Regions from separate parts of the Homo sapiens genome. Here regions 1, 2, 3, 4 and 6 are each linked to region 5. A link is a loop called in an ENCODE intact Hi-C map of the cell type or tissue named here. Cell type or tissue: OCI-LY7. All regions are shown on one strand. Region 1 has its middle 17 kb from the start of MIR4708. Region 2 has its middle 150 kb from the start of LINC02290. Region 3 holds the start of LINC02324 (long intergenic non-protein coding RNA 2324). Region 4 has its middle 58 kb from the start of LINC02324. Region 5 has its middle 49 kb from the start of MIR4708. Region 6 overlaps FUT8 (fucosyltransferase 8).

Region 1 (4,000 bases), 66 kb after region 5:
GAAAAAGGGTCAGGCTGGGCTAGAGCTGGTGAAAACTCGCTGGGGAAGACCAGCCTGGCCAACATGGCAAAACCCTGTCTCTATTAAAATTAAAAAAATTAGCCGGGCATGGTGGTGCACACCTGTAATCCCAGCTGCTCAGCAGGCTGAGGCAGGAGAATCGCTTGAACCTGGGAGGAGAAGGTTGCAGTGAGCTGAGATTGTGCCACTGCACTACAGCCTGGACAAAGAGCAAGAGTCTGTCTCAAAAAAAAAAAAGAAGTAGCCAGTCTGAAGTTGCTGAGGAGAATGAGGAGAACAGGTCACACATCATCAATGTAAAGGAGACTTCATTCCTAAGGTCACTTTTTGCCTCTGTTTCAGATTTTCCTATAGTTCCCATGTGCTGGAACTCATCCCAGCCCAATTCACGTAAGACCCTTCTAGGGTGCGGGAGCAGACCACAGGAACCTGGCTTAGTACTTAGCATTACTTAGCAACAGCTTCTAAGGAGCAACGCAGGACAATAATGAGCATACAGTGTGGATAATCAATCTTCTATTGATATCTTTAAGGGGAAAAATTAGGGGGATAATCCATTTGGACCAGGAAGAAGTATAAGTGGGTAGGACTGGAAGTCGGAGGAGGTAAACTAGGGCAAGATGAAGTTCCATAACGTTCTCCACACTTCGGAAGTTGAGTCAGGTGCTTGTGCTGGGAGAGAGGACCGAATCCAGGATAAAGCTTCTGTTCAGCACAGCTCCATCTGCCAATGCAGATAACTTGGGATATTTTCATGCCAGATGTGCAAGGATCAAGAGATTCACAGAAAAGTTGTTGAGCTTGAGAGACAAAGAGGTAATTTTTAAAATAGGGAATATGGAGGAATGTATATTCTAGGAAAAGCCTTGAGTATAAAACTTTTAAAGTTTTTCTTTTTTTTTTTTTTTTTTGAGACGGAGTCTCGCTCTATCGCCCAGGCTGGAGTGCAGTGGCGCGGTTTTGGCTCACTATAAGCTCCGCCTCCCGGGTTCACGCCATTCTCCTGCCTCAGCCTCCCAAGTAGCTGGGATTATAGGCGCCCCCACTACGCCCAGCTAATTTTTTGTATTTTTTAGTAGAGACGGGGTTTCACCATGTTAGCCAGGATGGAATCCATCTCCTGACCTCGTGATCCACCCGCCTCGGCCTCCCAAAGTGCTGGGATTACAGAGATGAGCCACGATGCACGGCCTAAAGTTATATATATATATATATATATACACATACACACACATACACATACACACACACACACATATATATATGTGATTTAAATATATAGATAGATATACATATGTAACTTTTTTTCTCTTGAGACAGAGTCTCACTCTGTCACCCAGGCTAGGTGCAGTGGCGCGATCTTTGCTCACTGCAACCTCCACTTCTCGGGTTCAAGTAAGTCTCCTGCCTCAGTCTCCTGAGTAGCTGGGATTACAGGCATGCGCCACCACGCCTGGCTAATTTTTGTATTTTTAGTAGAGGCAGGGTTTTGCCATGTTGGTCAGGCTGGTCTTGAACTTCCGACTTCAGGTGATCCACCCGCCTCGGCCTCCAAAAGTGCTGGGATTACAGGTGTGAGCCACTGTGCCTGGCCCATATTTAACTTTTTAAGTTAAATAACGTACACAGCTTTCCTGGACTTCAAAACCTGGTGTTAAGGACAGACTTTCCAATATAGAGATACTAGGCTGTTTTTATATAAAATTGCTTTATCTCAAACTCATTGGTGTAGGCTCTAATGGAGGGAAGGGGATGCTGATGTCTTAGGACAGCTGCCTGTGAGAAGCTTGAAGAGCTGACTTTTGCAGTGCTTCTTAAGCCGTAGCATGCGTCGGAAACACCTGTTAGTGCTGGTTTAAAATGCAAAATTTGCAAGACTTTTTTTTCCTTATTTATCTACTATGGTTTGAATGTGTCCCCCAAATTTCATGTGTTAGAAACTTAATCTCAAAATGTGACCGTATTGAATCTTTAAGAGGTGATTGGATCAAAAGGTTTCAACCCTTATGATTAATCCATTTATAGGTTAATGGATTAATGGGCTAATAGACTAGCAGGTAATCATGAGAGTGGAACTAGTGGCTTTTTAAGAAGAGGAAGAGAGACCTAAGCAAGCATGTGAGCTCACTCAGCCCCTCACCATGTGATTCCCAGTGTGGCCTTGGGACTCTACAGAAAGTCCTCACCAGCAAGAGTCCCCTCACAGTTGCAGCCCCTCAATCCTGGACTTCCCAGCCGTCATAACTGTAAGACATAAATTACTCTTCTTTATAAATGACCCAGTTCCACATATTCTATTATAATCAACAAGGAACGAACTAATACATTATCTAAAATTATCTCCTGAAAGCAATTACAGTAAGGATCTTGCTTTTTAGAAAACAAAAAATTATTGTATACATTTTAAATTTTAAAAAACTACTTTAGCCAGGCGTGGTGGCTCATGCCTGTAATCCCAGCACTTTGGGAAGCCAAGGCAGGTGGATCACGAGGTCAGGAGTTCAAGACCGGCCTGACCAAGATGGTGAAACTCTGTCTCTACTAAAAATACAAAAATTAGCCAGGTGTGGTGGCAGGTGCCTGTAACCCCAGCTATTTGGGAGGTTGAGGCAGAGAACTGCTTGAACCTGGGAGACAGAGGTTGCAGTGAGCCGAGATCACGCCACTGCACTCCAGCCTTGGGGACAGAGCAAGACTCCGTCTAAAAAAAAAAAAAAAAAACTAGCAATACCAGGAGAAAATAAGCCCAAGCCCGGTGGCTCACACCCATGATCCCAGCACTTTGGGAGGCCAAGGCAGAATGAAGGCTTGAGGCCAGGAGTTTGAGACCAGCCTGGACAACATACCAAGACCCCATCTCTACAAAAAAAAATTTTAATTTTTAAAATTAAAAAAAAATTTTTTTTTAGATGTTATGCACTAGTAGCTACTTGGGAATGTTAGATGTTATGTCCCAGCTACTTGGGAAGCTGAGGCAGGAGGATTGCTTAAGCCCAGGAATTCACTGCTACACTCCAGTCTGAGTATACCCTGTCTCAAAGAAAAATAAAAAGAGAAAATAAAATTTTATGTGCAAAAAGTTAGGAGAGGGCAAAGTCAAGTAAAATTTCCCCATATTAACTTAGAAATAGTAATAAGGGCAAAATGTTCTAAAGGTTTCATCTGTTAGTGTCCTAGCCTGGAAAAAAAAAAAAAGGATGCCCTTAAATTGAGTCATTTAGGAAGAGTGTAATAAAGTCACTATTTACAAAGCATGGACTGGGCTTAGACAAAGCAAAAGGGATGTGCACTACCCTTGGGCTGGTGAGTGCAAGAGCCACTACCGCCACCATGTCTGTAAGGACAAGGCAATGGAACCCATTAAAGGAACCTAGAAAGCTGATAGAGAGGGCCACCTGGCAGGAAGGAACCAGAGAAATAAATATGCCAACCTCCTTGGCCAACCCCTAGAGGCTGGAGGGCAAAAGCAGCCTACTGATGTCATCCTTGTGACTCAGCCTCATGGGCAGAGAGCAGGGCAAAGAAGGGTGGAGAGCAGATTATGAGTAGCAAATGGGGAAAATCTAGCACCTGTCAGAGATGGCTAACGCACTGGAGTGGCTACTGTGTATCTTAACAAGCACTGAAGACAACAGTACAGAGATTTCCTTTTCTATCATCTCGTTTATATAACCATGCAGTAGGTTTATAAGAAACCTACCATTAAGTGGCTGGGTGCAGTGGCTCATGCCTGTAATTCCAGTACTTTTGGAGTCCGAGGTGGGCAGATCATTTGAGGTCAGGAGTTCGAGAACAGCCTGACCAACATGGTGAAACCCCGTCTCTACTAAAAATACAAAAAAATTAGCCAGGAGTGGTGGCGGGTGCCTGTAATCTCAGCTATTTTGGAAGGCTGAAGCAGGAGAATCTCTTGAACCTGGGAGGCAGAGGATGCAGTGAGCTGAGATCGTGCCACTGCACTCCAGCCTGGGCGACAGAG
Region 2 (4,000 bases), 670 kb after region 5:
TATTCCCTCCCTTTAAAAAACCCTGTGGGAGTTTCCTGCTGCATTTGAAATGAATGGGAGCTGCTCACAGGCCTGGCCGAGCCCCCTCCTACTCACCGCTGGCCCCTCTCCTGCCCCAGCTCAGGGTCTTCCCTCAGGAGGTTCCTCTCCTCTCTGCTTCACCCAGCAACTCCTAGTGCTCCTTTGCGTCTCAGCTCAAACCTCACTTCTCAGGGTTCCTCCTTGCTCCCCGATTAATTTGTCTCCACTGTTACTCTTCTTTTCTTCATGGCCCCTCTGCTTTGTAATGATTATTTCTGTGTGAATTTGCACATTGGTGTGATGTCTGCCTCCCCTGCATAAGCCCCATGAAGACAGGGATTATGCCTTTTTTCCCTTTTTGTCTGGCACCATTGTGTATCCTTCAGTACCTAGCACATACAGGAACTTGACAAATATTTGTTGACTATATAAATGCCCAGACTCCAGAAAATCAACTATATAAATTGGAAACATAATATTCTATTTATTATTTGAGAGCACGTAATTGTCATTTTAAAACCACAACTGTCCTCAGGCCTGGGGCAGCGTAGCCCTGACCTACGGCCTGTGCTTTAGAGGCCCCGCTCTGGCCTCCCTCAGCGTGTGGCCCTCCCCATGGGTAAGGAGTGCCCAGGGTCAATGGGACAGTCCCACCCTCTGCTCCCACCCCAGCTAGCATGGGCAGATTTAGCAAATAAAAATACATGATGCACAGTTAAATTTGAATTTCAGATAAACCATTTTTTTCTTAGTATAAGTATGCCCCATGCAATATTGGGGACCTACTTATACAAGTATTCAGTTTATCTGGAATTCAAGTTTAACTCTGTGCCCTGTATTTTATTTGGCAGCCTTAGCCCCAGCTTTTAGACTACTTGCCTACAAACCATGGCCTGTGGTCTGAATCCACCTATGTTTGTACCTGAAGTTTTATTGGAACACACCCACACCCGTTCATTTTATGTATTGTCTATGGCTGCTTTCGTGATACGGTGGCAAAGTTGAATAGGGGTGACAGAGACTGCATTGCTCACAAAGCCTAAAATAGTTACCATCTGACCCTTTATAGAAAAGTCAGCTGATCTTGTTCTAGATGACTTCCCCTCACAAGTCCCCGCGCAAGCAATCCTGAGCATACTTCCAGATCATGCAGGGGCCTTTCCCCTGGTCTGGCCTCTGAGGATGGCCCAAGGCTGAGGGGCACAGGGATGTGGATGGGGTTCAGAGGCATGCGTGCAAGGCCCTCACAGTGCACGATGGGCTGACGAGGGTGCTGGATGCTGACCCTCCCTCAGCCATCCTGTTCTGCCTGCAACCTGAGCCTCAGCTTTTGCAATTTGTACCTCGCTTTCCAATTCATTAGGAAGATATATTTTTCCAGATAGGAAACATATTTTATTTACTTTGTGTGTTAGATTGACTTAACTTTTAAATAATTAAACATGTGGTATTTAGGCCTTCTTTTTCCCTCTTGACCTGGACCCCTCAAATGTCAGGTCCGTTTTAATCAAGGCAAAGAAATGTCATCAATAGTGCCATCTTGTGGTGAGATATATACCATTATCATCTTTAAACTGTCCTGCTCCCCTTAAAACAGCACCGAAGTCGTCTAAGTTTAGGAGCTTGCGAACTCTGTCTGCTGTAACAAGGGAAGTTCAGAATTATACCACCAAAGCATTGGGAGGTTTTAAAATGTTTTCTGAGACATTAAAAGGATATTAAATGATATTCAGCACAGTTCTGTTCAAAATTAGTAGTTTATGGGTGGTCCATAATAATAACTTCTCATATTTGTACAGTGCTTTACAGTTTCCAAAGCATGTTCACACACTATTTCCTGTGGGCTCCATTGGCAATGGAGACTCTTATAATCATTGACTTGCCCCAGCTGTCCGGCAAGTCAAGTGCTCTGTCATATTAGAGCCATCTGCTATCAACCACAATGAGGGTTCAGTAGAAAATTAGCAGAGAAGTTACACTTCAGCAAACTGGAACCCTGGTGATGACCTTCCCTTAGTGTTGCCAGGCCAAGATAATAGAGGGGAAGGAAGTTTCTAGAAGGGTATCGTGATCCATCCTTCAATATCAGGGATTTGTGCTCATCGCTTACTATCCGCAACATAGCAACAGAGTGGCTCTATAACATTTCCATCATTCCTTAAACAACTTTGAAGCCCCCTCTCTGCTCAGCAGGCAGAGACCATAGGAGATGCCAAAGATGGCTCCTAGGAGTTAACGTTCACTGATGCCTTCACTCCAGCACAGCCAGGGGGTGGTCTGAGCTGCTGGGATAACTTTTCATTCCAATCTGTCAGAGATTAGCACCTTGTCCAGGGAAAGCTGTGAAAACAGCTTTCCCCAAACAAGCCAGTGTCTGAGCTAGGGAGTTCACCATCATCAGGGCTGACACACAGTTGAATTTCACATTACAGCTGGAAATACATAGAGGGAATTCCGGGAACAAGACAAGCTGGAAGAAGCACTTTTGTTAAATTATACTTTTTTTAAAGATCAATAGATGCTTCAAAGAAGTCCACTGAGGAGGTCGTTGTGTGGCTTTGACAAAAACAGTTGTGTGTCTTGCTTTGGGGAGAGCCAGTCTGAACCACCCAAGAGATGCCTTCCCAACTTTTTCTTTGTGCATAATGTGATTTGAGGGAAAACAAGTTTACTGTGCCTTTCATTGTAGACACCTGGGTTATGCGGTTAGCTAGGGGACCAAGTTTATCAGATCCAGGCTGGCCTCCTGAGCTCCAGACTTATTCATTTATTCATGCATGCACTCAGTAATGTTTATTGTATCCCATCGATGCCTCAGATGCTGTGACTCGGTATCAAATTAATAAGACTTGACCATGCCCATGTGGCATTTATAAGCTGACACTGCTGGGTACCCATATTGCAGGGGACCAGGAAATGCTTTCTCAGGGGGAGACACTTGCACCATGCTTTGAAGGACCAATACCAGTTAGCAAGACAGATGGGGGTGAAGGAAAAGAGCTCAGGTTGGCTGATGCCAAAGCCCATGCTCATAACTGCCAAGCTGCATAGTCTTGCAGAAAACATTTTCTGTTTTGACAGAGAACGTCTCAAGAAGGGACTTTACCAAGAGAAGTTCAGTTCCTAAAGCCCCCATCTCCTTGAAAAGTACTAAGACTGTGTGTTTCACAAATGGCAAGAGAGGGAGGGATAGAGGCAAAAAACGAAACAGTGACTCATGGAGAGATGGAAGCAACCCCGGGACAGTACAGCATGTTCTGCTGACCTCGGCCAGCAGGAGGCAGTGCAGAGCTCTTGGAGGAGTTGTCAGACTACACTCTGGGTGGGAAGGTCCATAAGGGGAAAGCACCCTCTGTAGGAAGGCTGCACCTTCTTTTCGTTGTCTTCATAGTGCTTATTACTTTCCGAAGTGTTATTGGTCAGTTTTTATACTCTTATCATCTCTCTCTGCCTCTCCAGGACACAAGCTCCGCTGGCAAAGGCCACTGCACTCTTGCCTGTCTTGTCCTCTGCTGTGTTCTAAATGCCTGCATTAGAGCCTGGCATGTGCTAATTTCTTAATAAATATTTTTAAAAGTAAGTTAATGTTTGTGTGAAGCTATTCGCTATTGAGAAATGGGCATTGTAGAAAACCTAGGGCCTAGGTGTTGCCTTCTGCTCCTGAAACAGCATCTTAATTAAATGGTCTATTCCACTTTTGCAAGATGGGTAGCAAGCAACATGGGGAAACCAAGCACTGGAGAATTCCTGGAAAAATAGACACCCTTTGTATAATCTGGGCTGAGTCCTGCTGGAGGCAAGGTAGGCTGCCAATGCCTAGCCAGAAAGCCAAGGCCAAGGACCAGTGAGCAGGGAGGAGTGGGCGAGGTCCCGAAGCATGGCAGCAGAGAGAATGGAAGGCACGTATATAATGAGATGTCCACTCCAGTGAGGGCAATGCCAAGACCAGCAGCAGGGCAGTCTGAGGCTCAAGACAGAC
Region 3 (4,000 bases), 63 kb before region 5:
GTTAAAATCTATTACTGGTCAACCTCTGTAACCCCATCTCATGCTTCACCCTCCTTGCTAACTACCCTCCAGCAGCCCCACCTCCAATCAGGTGCGCAAATGGGCCAAGCTCTTCCTGCCCAGGGTCTTGTACTTGTTATTCTTTCTGCTTGAAATCCTCTTTCCTCGGGCTCTGCACATGGACATCTCCTTGTTATACTTTAAAACTCAGTCTAAATGACACTTCTCGAAGAGGATTTCCATGTCTATTGTGTTTCTGTCATAGCACATACCCCAAGCCATGAGTACTATGCCTCATTTATTAGTTTGTTTTTTTGTTTGTTTGTTTGAGATGGAGTCTTGCTCTGTCACCCAGGCTGGAGGGCAGTGGCGCATTCTCAGCTCACTGCAACCTCCGCCTCCCAGGTTGAAGTGATTCTCAGGCCTCAGCCTCCCAAGTAGCTGGAATTACAGGCACACACCACCATGCCCAGCTAATTTTTGTATTTTTAGTAGGGATGGGGTTTCGCCATGTTGGCCAGGCTGGTCTTGAACTCCTGGCCTCAAGCGATCTGCCCACTTTGGCCTCCCAAAGTGCCGAGATTATAGGCATGAGTCACTGCACCCAGCCTAGTTTGCTTTTTATTGTCCATCTTCCTAATTAGGGTGAAATCTACAAGAAGGCAGGGCTACTGTCCATTTTCTTCACTGCTGGATCTCCGGCACATAGCCCTGGTTCTGACACCTGCCAGGGGCTTGATAAATATTTGCATCACCCACTCCACTTGTGCACTAGATGCCACCTCCCCTCACCTCCTCGAGGCATCTCTCCACCGGTCCCTCCTCTCTTGTGCATCATCATTTCTCCCACTTTCCTGGATCATTCCCCTCTGCAGACAAATGTGCTGTAATTTCTCCTATCTTAAAAAACAAAACAGATAGACAAAAAATCTTCTCTTGGCCCACATCCTCTTTCAGCCAACACGCTGCACATTTTATTTATTGCCTATCTCCTCCACTAGGGAAGAAGCTCCATGAGGGAATGGCTTGTGTCTGTTTTGCTTATTGCTGTATCCCTAGTACTTCAAAAGTGCCTGGTGCATAACAATTTTTGAGTTGATTGAATAAATCCTTTTGTGGAATAAATGAATAAAACAGTAAAGCCTTTTTCAATCAATAGAGAGAAAAATCAGTCTTATATCTTGAGCAATGTCTAAATAACTTAAAAGATCAAGATGGAGGCTGGGCACAGTGGCTCACGCCTGTAATCCCAGCACTTTGGGAGGCCGAGACGGGAAGATTGCTTGAGCTCAGGAGTTTGAGACCAGCCTGGACAACATAGTGACCCTGTATCTACAAAAAATAATTAATAAGAAAAGATCAACATGGAACCAAAAAACAAATATACATAGGACAGCTCTATAAAGATATGTAGCAGGTACTTACTGTGTATGTGTATTTTCCATTCTCTGCCTTCTAATATGAAAAGGTTGACAGGATAGTTTGAGGGAGAAAGGAAAATTTGCCATAGATTCCTCAGCATCAGGATAACCTCATTGCCTTAGGGCAAAAAATGAAGCCCAGAGGTAGTGACTTTTCCCAAACTCAGTGTCCTCCCTTCTAAGGGCTTAGGGCATAATCTTCCACAAAACACATCCGGATTGCTAACTCACAGTAAAGGAAAAGTTCTTACGTTTACATAGAACCCAGATGCCAGGAATTTTCTAGAAAATGGACGTGCAGTAATAGTGCCGGCCAGGAGATGGCGACGCGCCTTTCTGTCCAGGAGGACTACACTCTACGTGGCACTGAAGGACTGGGAGAGAAGGTTGGGGCCTCCTGGGGCCAGCCAGGGGCCTCTGGGGGAGGATGGCCTAGAAAACAGGGCTCTGCTTCAGAAGGCTCATTCTTGTTGGCGGGGCCCCCATGAGTAAAATAGTTGTTGTTGAATATGACACATTGTTAAGGCCTCAGATGCAAGAGCAATTACAAGTCCAGGGTGGTTGGCAGGTCTACAGTCAGGATATTTAACTCAAATTCAGGGAGTCTGAAAATCTAGGACAGCTCCTTGGCAACCCCGGACTGACAGATCTTTTGTTCGACTTTTCCTAGGTTTAGGCAACAGCCTCTGAGAGCCCACTAGATTTCCTCCAACATGGAGACTCAACCTAGCCAACATTCTACCACAAGAATCAGTACCTGGGCTTTGGGGTCCACCAACGCTTAAAATTGAGTAACTGAGTGCAAGGGTTGCAGGTAGGCAATGTGCCGATAGACATTTACATTTCCTAGAGAGAAAGTCCTTTGTTCCATCTCTTTCTCCAAGGGCTCTGTGATTCAAAAACCGGGACAGGCACAGTGGCTCACGCCTGTAATCCTAGCACTTTGGGTGGCTGAGGTAGGAGGGTCACTTAAGCTCAGGAGATTGAGACCAGCCTGGGCAACACGGCAAAAACTTGTCCCTGCAAAAAATACAAAAATTAGCTGAGCTTGGTGGCACATGCCTGTAGTCTCAGCTACTTGGGAGGCTGAGGTGAAAGGACTGCTTGAGTCTGCAGTGAGCAGGGTTGACAACACTGCACTACAGCCTGGGCAACAAAGTGAGACCCTATCCCGAAATAAATGAATACATAAGTAAATAAATAAATAAATAATTTAAAAAAAACGTTAAGCAACTACTCCAGTCTTTCCTCGCTAGAGGCCTCACTAATTCTTTACCCCAGCAAGTCCTCTGGGATACTGTAATTCTCCATTTTTTTTTTCATTGAGATGTGTCTCACTCAGGGGACAGAAAACACCATCTGTTATTTGAACAGAGAAGGTAATGTAAGAATTACTGGGGCCGAGCACAGTGGTTCACACCTCTAATTCCAGCACTTTGGGTGACCGATGAGAGAGGATCACTAGAGTCCTGGAGTTTGAGACCAGCCTGGAAAACATAGTGAGATTTCATCTCTACAAATAATAAAAAATTAGTAGGGTGTGGTGGTGTGTGTCTGTAGTCCCAGCTACTCCGGAAGCTGAGGCAGGAGAATTGCTTGAGCCCCGGAAGTTGATGCTGCAGTGAGCCATGATTGTTCCACAGCACTCAGTGTGAGTAACAGAGTGAGATCCTGTCTCAAAAAAAAAAAAAAAAAAAAAAGGTTGTTAACTAGATAACTAAAAGAGGACACTAAGGTGTCACAGTAAAAGCAACTGCAGGTTGGCCGGGCGCAGTGGTTCACACCTGTAATCCCAGCACTTTGGGAGGCCAATGCAGGCAGATCACCTGAGGTCAGGAGTTCAAGACCAGCCTGGTCAACATGGTGAAACCTCATCACTACTAAAAATACAAAAGGTAGCTAGGCATGGTGGCACACGCGTGTAGTCCCAGCTACCCGGGAGGCTGAGGCAGGAGAATCGCTTGAACCTGGGAGGTGGAGGTTGCAGTAAGCCAAGAATACGCCACTGCACTCCAGCCTGGGCAACAGAGCGAGACTCTGTCTCAAAAAAAAAAAGACCAGGTATGGTGGCTCACGCCTATAATCCCAGAATTTTGGGAGACCGAGGCAGGCAGATCATGAGGTCAGGAGTTTGAAACCAACCTGGCCAACATGGTGAAACCCCATCTCTACTAAAAGTACAAAAATTAGCCTAGCGCAGTGGGGGGCTCCTGTAATCACAGCTACTCAGGAGGCTGAGGCAGAATTGCTTGAACCCAGGAGGTGGAGGTTGCAGTGAGCCAAGATCGCGCCACTGCACTCCAGCCTGGGTGACAGAGCAAGACTCTGTCTTGGAAAAAAGAAAAAAATAAATAAATAAATAATTTTTATTTATTTATAAAATAAATACTAAACTGCAGGAAGCAGCCCCTGCCCCTGGGACTGAGAATAGGAAGGGGTGGGAATTATTAAAACTTGAAAACTTGGGACTCAGACTCCACGGAGGGGGCACCGCTTGGCTGGGCTGGCATTTCTGAGCTGGAGAGGGGCCCTGAGGACCCGACATCTCCTGGGAGAACAAGAGCATGATGAGGCTGGTT
Region 4 (4,000 bases), 120 kb before region 5:
GCTCAGGCGATCCTCCCACCTCAGCCTCCCAAGTAGCTGGACTACAGGTGCATGCCACCATGTCCAGCTAATTAAAAAAAAAATTTTTTTTTTTTTTTGAGAGACAGGGGCTCACTATGTTGCCCAGGCTGTTCTTGAACTCCTGGGCTCAAGCAATCCACCCACCTCAGCCTCCCACAGTACTGGGATCACAAGGATGCACCCCCAAGCCTGCCCATCACTGTAGATTTCATCTTGTGTTAAAGTCACTGAAATCTTAGGATAAGTGGGAGCTGCAGAAGGAAGTCAGAGGTTAGTTTGTGGGAGAATAAGCAAGTGGAACTGCTGACCTCATGGGGGCAGAGGTTTGGCAGCTGCTGTTTAGATAGTGGGGTCATCGGGCCTCTAGTTTTTTTGTCTTGTTTTTTTGAGACAGAGTCTTGCTCTGTTGCCCAGGCTGAAGTGCAGTGGTGCGATCTCACTTCACTGTAACCTCTGTCTCCCAGGTTCAAGCAAATTTTGTGCCTCAGCCTCCTGAGTAGCTGGGACTACAGGCGTGCGCCACTATGCCCAGCTTATTTTTGTGTTTTTAGTGGAGATAGGGTTTCACCATGTTGGCCAGGTTGGTGTTGAACTCCTGGCCTCAAGAGATCCTCTCACCTCAGCCTCCGAAAGTGCTGGGATCGCAGGCATGAGCCACCATGCCCAGCTGTGCCTCTAGTTTTATCTGGAGGGCCTTGGAATGATTTCTGGGCTGAGTAGGAAGCACACCCTCAGGAGATTGGACCTCCTGGGCCCCTAGCAGCTGGGTTTTGCTCAGCCTGAGTCCTGTCTCTAGTTGGAGACAATTGGGAACTGCTCCCTTAGGCCCTGCATGGCCCTACACATTCCTCCTCCTTTTCTGGGGCTAAAGCAGGGCCTTCTTCCTTGTGAGTTACACAAAGTGAGAGACACATGGTCCAAGATGGCCAGCGTCTTCATATCAGAAGATCTTGGAGTTCCTCCAGGAGCCCGGAGGTGTCTCCTTCTTGCATGTGAGGGGGGGCTTCTAGATGAGGCAGGCTTGTGAACCAAATCCATTAAGGAAGGGAACTGGGACATGAAGACGAGGAGGTGGTGTCAGAACGAGATTCTCTTTCAGGGATGTGTCATGATGTCCTAGACAGTCCCTCTTTCTTCAGTTGGTTCGATAGGAGAAGGACTGGAAGAAGGGAGAGAAGGAAAGGTGAAGTAGACCTTTGACCAGAGCCACCTGACGATGTGTAGGGGAAGACCCAGCCAGCATTCCCCATTTCCTGTTTGGGGTTGATCTTTCTGGGGTGAAGCTGATCTGTCCCTGCCCGTAGATGTGCACCAACTTGGAGAATTCCAGAATCCAGTTGATTGGGAAGGAAGATGAGAAGGTATATTTTTTCTAGAGTTAAAAGAAGTGGTGTGAGGCCAGGTGTGGTGGCTCATGCCTGTAATCCCACCACTTTGGGAGGCCAAGGCGGGTGGATCACCTGAGGTCAGGAGTTCGAGACCAGCCTGGCAATATAGTGAAACCCCATCTCTATTAAAAATACAAAAATTAGCTGGGTGTGGTGGTGGGCACCTGTAATCTCAGCTACTTGGGAGGCTGAGGCAGGAGAATTGCTTGAACCCGGGAGGTGGAGGTTTCAGCAAGCCAAGACCGCGCCACTGCACTCCAGCCTGAGCAGCAAGAGCAAAACTCCATCTAAAAAAAAAAAAAAAAAAAAAAAAGGAAATGGTGTGTTAGAGCCAGCTCCTACAGCTTGTGAGAGGCCGATTGTTAAATTTTCAAAAATGTTGTGAATCATTATGTTGATAGCTTGAAATTGGTCATAATGGGAGTATTTACACCATGACAATTGGGAAACACTACCAATCAGGGCTTCTCCAGGCCAGAAAGCTGGTTGCTAGTCACTTACCTGCATATGCCTGGGCAAAGAGTACCATTTACCTCACTGTTTGGGGGTTCCTTGTGGCCTTTTGAGGGGGATAATGACAACTCTGTCTGGCTTTGGCCTTCTCTCCGTGATGTCCTGATGGTAATCATCTAGGAAGTACTGAATAAATATTTTTACTTTGGAATATATTATGAGATGAAATACAGGTCACCCTTGTCTGTAGGTTTCTCTACTTTCCTTCTCCTATATCTAAATCACACAGGACAGGCTTATCTAGGATAATATCTCCTGTATACTCCATTCCTAGTCTCTCTAGACCGTATAGCAGCTAGTACAATGCCCAGGACAAAGTAGGTGCTCCAGAAATTGTTCAAGGAGGCTTAGAGAATCAATATCACCTGTTAAAATTTTATAGTTTTCCTGACTGTTGTCAGCAGAGGGCGATACAGGACTACTGATGTGCCAGTTCCAGCTCTTTACTCTCTCTTTAAGAGAGAAAAATATGAATTAATTAAGGTGAATGAAGTAGGAAGGGGCCAAACTGAATTGATGACTTTTAGATAAAGCATCAGTTTTGAAAAAGAAAATTGCAGCATTCAAATGATAATAGTAAACATCATCCTGTAGCACTTTACATATTACAAAAAGCACTTGGCCTACACAGTCTTCTTCAGTGCCTCGGACCACCCTATGCAGGTGTAAGCATCACAGTCTTCTAGGTGCATGTGTGGAGTCTGCAGTCACAGAGGAGTCGCCACTGGACAGGACTGGCCTGGCTGTAGTACATCTGTTGTACCCAGGGACGGGGAAGCCTCAGTGTGAAGGTTGCAGGGAGCCCAAAGCATCTGAGCTCCAACTGACTCTCTGACTTTGGACAGGTCACAAAACCTTCCTGTGCTTTAGGGATAATACTGGTACATGGCGTCAGGACATGGTGTGGAATGAAAAGAGAGGATGCATACAAAACACTTAATAGACTGCTTTTCAGGTAGTAAAACACTTAGGCACTGTTAGCTCTTACAACACCAGGCACCTGACCTGAGGGTGAAGGCAATGCTCAAGGTTGTGTAACTAGTAAGGACAAAGCCAGGACAGAAGTCCCACCTCCTCCAACCCAGGGTCTCTGCCTCTGACGAGGGACACCTGTCCCCAGCTGTCAGTGCTGACAAACCTTCCAGCCGTGCTAATCATGGCTGTCATTCTTACTTAAGTGCTTGAAGACTAGTTTTTAAGAAATTCCAGCCAGGTGCGGTGGCTCATGCCTGTAATCCCAGCACTTTGGGAGGCCGAGGCGGGCGGATCATGAGGTCAGGAGATCGAGACCAGCCTGGCTAACATGGTGAAACCGGGTCTCTACTAAAAATACAGAAAAATTAGCTGGGCGTGGTGGCAGATGCCTGTAGTCCCAGCTACTCGGGAGGCTGAGGCAGGAGCCTCAGGCGTGAACCCAGGAGGCGGAGCTTGCAGTGAGCTGAGATTGCACCACTGTACTCCAGCCTGGGCGACAGAGCGAGACTCTGTCTCAAAAAAAAAAAAAAAGAAATTCCTTCTTGAAATCCTGTTTATGCTATTAATTTATTTAGTGGCCAGGTGCAGTGGCGGCGGCTCATGCCTGTAATCCCAGCACTTTGGGAGGCCGAGGTGGGTGGATCACCTGAGGTCAGGAGTTCAAGGCCAGCCTGGCCAACATGGTGAAACCCCATCTCTACAAAAATACAAAAATTAGCTGGGCATGATGGCAGGTGCCTGTAATCTCAGCTACTTGGGAGGCTGAGGCAGGAGAATCACTTGAAGCCGGGAGGTGGAGGTTGCAGTGAGCTGAGATCGCACCATTGCATTCCAGCCTAGGTGGCAGAGCAAGACTCCATCTCAAAAAAAAAAAAAAAATTGTTACTAACTCATTTTTCTTAAAGAGCTGACAGTTAACTTCAGCCAAGTGCTACCCAGGGCTCATGATCTGAATCTGAGTGCTCAAAATCAAGTAGGTTTATGGTCCTGAGCATGTTAAAGCCAGCATGTTTAATAGGAGTTTAATAGGAGAGGAGTAGTAGAGATTCTGGTTCTGTTTGAGGCAGGAAGTTCACATGTAGGGCTGATATTGTCAGATTTTC
Region 5 (4,000 bases):
GAGACCAGCCCAGGCAACACGGTGAGACCCCATCTCTACAAAGAATTAGCCAGGCACAGTGGCACGCACCTGTGGCCCCAGATACTCAGAAAGCTGAGATGGGAGAATCGCTTGAGCTTCAGAGGTCGAAGCTGAGGTGAACAGTGTTCACACCACTGCACTCCAGCCTGGGCGACAGAGCGAGACCCAGTCTCAAAAACAGACAGACAGAAGAGGAGAAGGCCCAGAGGGGAAGTCCATGTGAACATGGAGGCAGAGGCTGAAGTGATGCAGCCACAGGCCAAGGAACAAAGAAGCCACCAGAAGCTGGAGAGGCCAGGGAGGATCGTCCACTAGAGGCATTGGAAGGAGTGTGGCCCCAACAACACCTTGATTTTGGAGTTCTGGCTCCAAAACTGTGAGAGAATCAATTTCTGGTATTTTAGGCCACCCAGTTTGTGGTCATTTGATTATGTGCAACATACAGAAAAATGTCTGGTAGGATACATTCCATGGCAGATTGCTGGTAGTTGCCCTGTCCATTTTTCCTTCCTTTTTGGTAACAAAAAACCGCCTTTTGCGGGGATGGTCATGTGCTCAGTGAAAGCTTCCCTTCCCCAGCATCTCTTGCAGCGAACTGTGGCCATAAGACTAAGTTTTGACGAAAGAAGTATAAACAAAGAAGCGTAAGAGACTTCTACAAAGTCTCTTTATGGGAGAGTGTTGTGGGTTAAATTGTCTCTCCCCAAAATTTATATATAAAAGTCCTAATCCCTCGTACCTCAGCATGTGACCTTATTTGGAATAGGGCACTCGCAAATGTAATTAGTTAAAATGAGGTCATGAGGGTGGGCCCTAATCCAATATAAATATGTCCTTATATAAAGGGGAAAATTGGACACAGAAACACACACACAGGGAGAATGCCATGTGACGACCGAGGCAGAGATTGGGGTGATGCTTCCACAAGGTAAGGAAACTCAAAGATTTCCAGCCAATCACGAGCAGCTAGGGGAGAGGCATGGGACGGAATTTTCCTTACAGTTCTCAGAAGGAACCAATCCTGCCTGATACATTGATGTTGGACTTCTAGCCTGCAGAATTGTGAGAATTGTGAGACAATAAGTAAATTTTTGTGGTATGAGCTGCTCAATTTGTGGTCCTTTGTCACAGCAGCCCTAGCAAACTAATACAGAGAGATACACCCTTCCACTTTTCCATCTTGCTACCTAGTCCTAATATAGATAAGAGGGATGGTTCTCCATTAGCCATTGTGCTACATGAGGATGGGGGCCACATTCACAGATGGTAGGGCAGGGAGCTAGAAGAAACTTGGGACCCTAAAAACTTCATGGAGGTGCCATATTAGCCCTGGACTGCCTATTCCTTGGCTTATCTTTCTGAAAAATAAATAAAATTAAAGCTTTTGTTATTATTATGTTTTTTGAAACATGTAGTTGAATATAATTTTTTTTTTTTGAGATGGAGTCTCGCTCTGTCACCCAGGCTGAAGTGCAGTGTGCAATCTCGGCTCACTGCAACCTCCACCTCCTAGGTTCAAGCAATTCTCCTGTCTCAGCCTCCCCAGTAGCTGGGATTACAGGCATGCGCCACCACGCCCGGCTATTTTGTATTTTTAGTGGAGACGCAGTTTCACCATATTGGTCAGGCTGGTCTCGAACTCCTGACCTCAGGTAATCCACCTACCTCGGCCTCCCAAAGTGCTGGGATTACAGGCGTGAGCCAGTGTGCCCGGCCAGTTGAATATAATCTTAACCAATACACACACAATTTTGATAAATGAGTTCTTTGGGGAGAGGACTGGGATTGGACTGTCATAGGTAGGAAATGTTTGCTTTACCTGTATGTTTCAAGTTTGATGTCAGGAATGTAGTCGTGTACTCTTTTGTAATTAAAAATAAATCTGTTTTATAATAAATAAAAGGAAAAAAGAGGGATGGGAACCTGTAGATTCAAGAAGACCTAAGAAATATATCAACTATAATGGATGATTGGATGCAGGAAAAAAACAAAAAGAAATATATCAACCAATTGCAATGTATGAGTCTTATTTGGATCTTGATTTAAACCCCAAATTTTTTAAATGTACAAGATAATCGGGGAAATTTTAATATTAATCAGATATTCTATATTAAGGAATTATTGTTTTTATGAATGCTAACAATATTGTAGTGATGTATTTAGAGTGTTCTTCTCTTTTAGACTCTAAAACATGGTTTTCGACCTTGTCACAATTGTTATTTTGAGCCATGTAGTTCTTTGTCGTGAGGCGCTGGCCTGTGCATTGCAGAATGTTTCGTAGCAGCCCTGTTTCTACCCTGTCTTCCAGTAGCTAGATGCTGGGTGCACACCCCCTCCCCCCAACGTTGTAAAAACAAAAAAAGGTCTCCACATATTGCCAAATGTCCCCTAGGGGGCAAAACTGTCCTGGGCTGAGAATAACAGCTCTAAAATTTAGAGATACTGACTGGACTATGTATGGGCGAAATGATTCGATGACTGGATTTTGCTTCAAAATAATCCAGGTGATGGGGAGGGAGGGCGGTGGGTAAAATGTTCCATGATGGAAAGTTTAACATACATTTAAAATTTTTTAAAGAGTCCATTCGGACTTCTCTTTACATCAATATGGGGAACTTAATATTCTTAAATAGTCTCTCACTATAAGACAGGAATATACTGGATAAAATGCAACAGATGTTCACCTCCTCGGTCCAAGATCTTGTCTCATGTCTTCCACAAGAGCATTAAAATCCAAGGATCTAAGTTCCAAGTATGACTGGGCAAGGCAAGCCCTCCCTCCCAACCCTCCCCGCCAGGCATTCTCGGTGCTGCACCCCGGGCATACTCAGCTAGGAGCTGCTCCTACGTCTTCTTCAGTTGCTTGGTAACCCTAACTCCTGAGATGTCCTCTCAGCTCTGCCCCCTGGGCCTCCTCCTTTCCCAGTCCCCAAGCTTAAGCTAGAGGGGGTGTGCTTGGAGCCAGATTCATTAGGGCCATGCCTTGCCCATCCCTGCGAGGGCCCAGACCATGAGCCTCCTCCTCACTGTTTGCAGCTGCTCTCTACAGAGCACTGAGCAGCCCACGCTTTCACCAGGCTCACACCTGCGCCCGTGTTCTCCACCAGCTGCTTCACTCCAGGCCGTGCTCGGGACAGCCGGGCCTTTCTAGGGCCCACGCGCCCCTGGGCGTCTCCGCTGAGACCGACTTTCACGCCCACCTGGTCTTCCCCAAGACATGGAGCCTTCAAAGGTTTCATCAGAATTCCCTCAGGATGTGGGTTTTGAGTTGTCATCCGAGCCCATCAGGGGCCAGAGTGTAGGTGGGCCCAGGGGCCTCTGAGCTGGAGGCTAATGGGGCTTGAAAGGCCTCTGAGCGGAGCCAGGAACCCGCCCTCTGGGGGCCTGGGAGCCGGGCTGCGCGCTCAGGTCCCAACACGAGGTCTGAGGCGCTCTCTGCTTGCTTCAGGGGCCGCAGAGGGAGGCTGACCATAGCTGCGACACCCCCTCAGTGCTGGACACCGGGCAGGAAGCCTCTCTTGCACCGACTAGACCAGAAGGGCAGACATTTTCCCGACAAGGAAGGGAAGCAAGATTGAGTAAGATAAGCCCGGTTATTTTTATGCAGACATTGTTCCAACCACAACGACTGTTTTCGAAGGTGGGTGGTATTTGTTTGGTGGAAGGATCTTTGAGGTAAGAGGCAGCAGGGTGCTTCAGCACCACCACTTCCTTTACTTTTCTGAGTGTTCCCTTATCAAGCCACCAGTTTGGGTTCTGCTCCATTTTTCTGTCTGGTAAAGAAGTAGAATGAGGTGAAATCTGGCTACCTACTTCCCCTGGGGGGACGGTCATGGCTGCTGGTGAGTTTCAAGTGATTTGAGAACTGTTGGTATACTTAAGTGAGGAGCTCTTTCCCTCCCCTTCATAGAAATGGAATAATGTGCAGGTTCCTAACGGGACTTAGGAGTCGGAGAGCCCTGGGTTCAAATCCCAGAGC
Region 6 (4,000 bases), 320 kb after region 5:
GTTTTGATTTGCATATCCCTGATTATTAGTGATGTTGACCATTTCTTCATATGTCTTTTGGACATTTGTGTATCTTCTTTTGAGAATTGTCTTATTCATGTCCTTAGCCCACTTTTTGATGCGATTGTTTTTTCCTTGCTGTGGATTCTGTATATTAGTCCTTTGTCAGATTCATAGTTTGCAGAGATTTTTTTCCCACTCTGTGGGTTGTGTTTATTCTGCTGACTGTTCCTTTTGCTGTGCAAAAGCTCTTTAGTTTAATTAAGTCCCACCTGTTTGTTTTTGTTACGTTTGCTTTTGAAGTCTTCGCCTAAGCCAATGTCTAGAAGGATTTTTTCCGATGTTATTTTCTAGATTTTTTTATAGTTTCAGGTCTTAGATTTAAGTCCTTGATCCATCTTGAGTTGATTTTTGTGTAAGGTGAGAGATGAGGTTTTATTCTGCTACATGTGGCTTGCCAGTTATCCTGGCATCATTTGTTGCATAGGATGTCCTTTCCCCACTTTATGTTTTTGTTTGCTTTGTCGAAGATCAGTTGGCTGTAAGTATTTGGGTTTTTTTCTGGGTTCTCTATTCTGTTCAGTTGGTCTTTGTGGCTATTTTTATACCACTACCACACTGTTTCGGTGACTTACGGCCGTATAGTATGGTTTGAAATCAGGTAGTGTGATGCCTCCAGATTTGTTCTTTTTGCTCAGTCTTGGCTTTGGCTTTGTGGGCTCTTTTTTGGTTCCATGTGAATTTTAGAATTGTTTTTTTCTAATTCTGTAAAGAATGATGGCGGTATTTTGATGGGGATTGCATTGAATTTGTAGATTTGGCGGTATGGCAATTTTCACAATGACCATAAGCTCATTTTCTAATTGAGCTTCTTTGGATCTTCTCTCTTCTTTTCTTGGTTAATCTTGCTAATGCTCTATCAATTTTATTTATCTTTTCAAAAGAACAAAAATACACTAAAAAAAAATCCAAGGTATACAGGCAACAGATAGGACGATGAATGGAATAGTACCTCACATCTTAATGTTAATATTGAATGTAAGTGGTCTAAGTGCTCCACTTAAAAGGTACAGAATTGCAGAATGGATTCGAATTCACAAACCAAGCATCTGCTGCCTTCACCTAAAACATAAGGATTGACATAAACTTAAGGTACAGGGGTGGAAAAAGACATTTCATGCAAATGGACACCCAAAGCGAGCAGGAGTAGCTATTCTTACATCAGACAAAACAAAAAACAACAGCAACTAAAAAAGACAAAAGGCCTTGTCCAACAAGGCCTTTTACAATCCTAAACATATACAAGGCCTTGTAACAATCCTAAACATATACACACCTAACACTAGCGCTCCCAAATTTATAAAACAATTACTACCAAACCTAAGTAATGAGATAGACAGCAACAAAATAAGTAATAATAATAACTCCACTGACAGCACTAGACAGGTCATCAAGACAGAAAGTCAACAAAGAAACAATGGATTTAAACTCTACCCTGGAACAAATGAACTTAACAGATATTTATAGAACATTCTACCCAGCAACCACAGAGTATACATTCTATTCATCAGCGCATGGAACTTTCTCCAAGGTAGACCATTTGATAGGCCACAAAACAAGTCTCAATAAATTTAAGAAAACTGAAATTATATCAAGTACTCTCTTAGACCACAGTGGGATAAAACTGGAAATCAACTCCAAAGGAACCTTTAAAACCATGCAAATATATGGAAATTAAATAACCTGCTCCTGAATGATCATTGGGTCAACAATGAAATCAAACGGAAACTAAAAAATTCCTCAAACTGAACAATAATAGTGATACAGCCTATCAAAACCTCTGGGATACAGCAAAGGCAGTGCAAAGAGGAAAGTTCTTAGCCTTAAATGCCTACATCAAAAAGTCTGAAAGAGCACAAGTAGACAATCTAAGGTCACACCTCAAGGAACTAGAGAAACAAGAACAAGAACAAACCAGACCCAAACCCAACAGAAGAAAGGAAATGACCAAGATTAGAGCAGAACTAAATGAAATTGAAACAAAAACAATACAAAAGATAAATGAAGTATATATAACTTCTTAATCCCACTTTCCTTCCTCACTTTCCAGAGGAATTTTTATTCTGAGTGTTGTGCATACCTCCTGTCCACATTTTTATTCTTATATTATGTAAATAAGTGTGCATGAAAGCATGTTTTTATATCTTTTTAAAATTTGTAAGAATGTATCATCCTACATATATGTATGTTTTGCAACTTTTTTCACTCAACATTGTGAAATTCATGTAAGATTATTCATGATTGATACTTGTAGGTATACTTTGTTCATTTTAACTGTAGATTAAATTACCATATATGAATAACCACAATTTACTATTTATTCTCTATTAATGGACATCTAGTGTCTCCTTGTGGACATGTGCTAAAATTTCTTTAGGGTAATCTTAGAAGGATACATTCTCAGTCTTATTATATGTGCATTTTCAACTTTGGAGCAATTCAGCAATATTTTCTAAACAAATTATTCTAATATTACGTTCCTACCTTTAATGTATATGGGCTACCTTTAATGTATGTTACGGGCTTAATTGCTTCCCCCACCCATCCAGATTCATATGTTGAAGCCCTAAACCCCAGTCCCTCAGATGTGATTGTATTTGGAGATAGTCCCTTTAAAGAGATGATTAAGTTAAAACCAGGTCATTAAGGTGGACCCTAATCCAATGTGATGGTGTCCTTATAAGAAGGGGTAATTTGGGCAAACAAAAGAGGGGAGGCTTGCAGACAGAGGAAAGACATGTTGAGGATACAGTTGAGAAGAGGCAGACTTCTGCAACCCAATGAGTGAGTCCTCAGAAGAAACCAAACCTGCTGATGCCTTAATCATGGACTTCTAGCCTCCAGAACTGTGATAAAATAAATTTCTGTTGTTTAAGCCACCCATTTTATGGTATTCTGTTATGGCAGCCCTTAAAAACAAATTAATATGTGAGATTTCCAGTTTCTCTGCATCCTTATCTCACTCAGTATCACACTTTTTAATTGTCGCCATTTTAATAGAGGAGAGAGTATCTCTGTTTCAATTTAAATATCCTGGTTACCAAAAATGCTGATCATTTCTCAGGATTACTGATGAATGAAGTCCTCTTCTATGAACTGCTAGTTCATATACTTTGTACATTTTTCTATTACATTGCCTTGCCTTTTTCTTACAGATTTGAAGGAGTTCTTTATAAAATCTATATAATAATCCTACATTAATTATATATTTTCCATTCTCTTCTCTCCACCTGTGACTTGTCTATTAATTTTATTGCACAAAAATTGTTAGTTTTTTTTTTTTTTTTTGAGATGGAGTCTCGCTCTGTCGCCCAGGCTGGAGTGCAGTGGTGCGATCTCAGCTTACTGCAACCTCCGCCTCCCAGGTTCAAGTGATTCTCCTGCCTCAGCCTCCCGAGTAGTTGGGACTACAGGCGCCTGCCACCAACCCTGGCTAATTTTTTTTTTTGTATTTTTAGTAGAGACGGGGTTTCACTGTGTTAGCCAAGATGGTCTCGATCTCTTGACCTCATGATCCACCTGCCTCAGCCTCCCGAAGTGCTGGGATTACAGGCATAAGCCACTGTGCCCTGCCCAAAAATTTTTAAGTTTTAAGGCAGTCAGATTTATTAGTCTTTCTTTTTATGGTTTGGGCTTTTAAAAAAAAATCTTATTTAAGAAATTCTTTTCTCTCCCAAGATCATGAAGAATGCAAAATTTCTTCTAAAATTTTTAAGTTTTGTTTGTAAGATTGTTTGAATTTTCTGTGAAACCATCTCTTATTGAATTATTTTTCCTTTCCATATTAATTTAGAATGATACCTGTGTCATATGCTAAGATCTCTTTCTAGGTGCTTTATTCTGTTCCATTAGTCTTATCTGGCTTTGTGCCAATACTACACTGTTTCCATTAGTAAAACTTTGTTTTGTTTTCTGATGGGGGGAAATCCTATTTTTTTTC

The links. A loop is a pair of places that touch in the nucleus more often than their neighbours do. Peaks named below come from ENCODE experiments on the same cell type or tissue, not always from the same donor. Only the 100,000 strongest peaks of a DNase experiment are listed, where the experiment ranks them.
Region 1: it touches region 5 in a loop (6-fold over the local background); 15 of 110 quality-filtered maps call a loop at or near these places.
Region 2: a loop joins it to region 5, with 4 times the contacts of the local background. A loop is called at or near these places in 2 of 110 quality-filtered maps.
Region 3: it touches region 5 in a loop (3-fold over the local background); 22 of 110 quality-filtered maps call a loop at or near these places.
Region 4: a loop joins it to region 5, with 5 times the contacts of the local background. A loop is called at or near these places in 12 of 110 quality-filtered maps.
Region 6: it touches region 5 in a loop (2.5-fold over the local background); 3 of 110 quality-filtered maps call a loop at or near these places.

What each region holds. Positions count from the first base shown.
Region 1 is chr14:65,349,848-65,353,847 of GRCh38, forward strand. No RefSeq gene overlaps it. Among named protein-coding and RNA genes, the nearest start is that of MIR4708, 17 kb to the left of the region's middle. In OCI-LY7, a CTCF peak has its summit at 3,392; DNase peaks (open chromatin) are centred at 1,834, 2,154 and 3,444; H3K4me3 peaks cover 1,674 bases; H3K27ac peaks cover 4,000 bases.
Region 2 is chr14:65,957,905-65,961,904 of GRCh38, forward strand. No RefSeq gene overlaps it. Among named protein-coding and RNA genes, the nearest start is that of LINC02290, 150 kb to the right of the region's middle. RefSeq lists enhancers at 1-2, 3-552. In OCI-LY7, CTCF peaks have their summits at 1,575 (motif pointing left), 1,776, 3,271 (motif pointing right) and 3,476; DNase peaks (open chromatin) are centred at 1,567 and 3,277.
Region 3 is chr14:65,220,794-65,224,793 of GRCh38, forward strand. It overlaps LINC02324 (long intergenic non-protein coding RNA 2324), which reads right to left and starts at 1,554. Exons shown (of 4, transcript NR_103769.1): 1 at 1,426-1,554. RefSeq lists an enhancer at 1,887-2,026. In OCI-LY7, CTCF peaks have their summits at 1,744 (motif pointing right) and 1,946; a DNase peak (open chromatin) is centred at 1,768.
Region 4 is chr14:65,161,978-65,165,977 of GRCh38, forward strand. No RefSeq gene overlaps it. Among named protein-coding and RNA genes, the nearest start is that of LINC02324, 58 kb to the right of the region's middle. In OCI-LY7, a CTCF peak has its summit at 2,339 (motif pointing right); a DNase peak (open chromatin) is centred at 2,334; H3K27ac peaks cover 460 bases.
Region 5 is chr14:65,284,245-65,288,244 of GRCh38, forward strand. No RefSeq gene overlaps it. Among named protein-coding and RNA genes, the nearest start is that of MIR4708, 49 kb to the right of the region's middle. RefSeq lists an enhancer at 3,150-3,389. In OCI-LY7, CTCF peaks have their summits at 2,422 (motif pointing right), 2,630, 3,365 (motif pointing left) and 3,583; DNase peaks (open chromatin) are centred at 167, 2,397, 3,117 and 3,697; H3K4me3 peaks cover 1,774 bases; H3K27ac peaks cover 2,789 bases.
Region 6 is chr14:65,602,743-65,606,742 of GRCh38, forward strand. All of the region lies in intron 3 of FUT8 (fucosyltransferase 8), which reads left to right. Among named protein-coding and RNA genes, the nearest start is that of MIR625, 130 kb to the left of the region's middle. In OCI-LY7, a CTCF peak has its summit at 2,396; no DNase peak of the experiment used is centred here.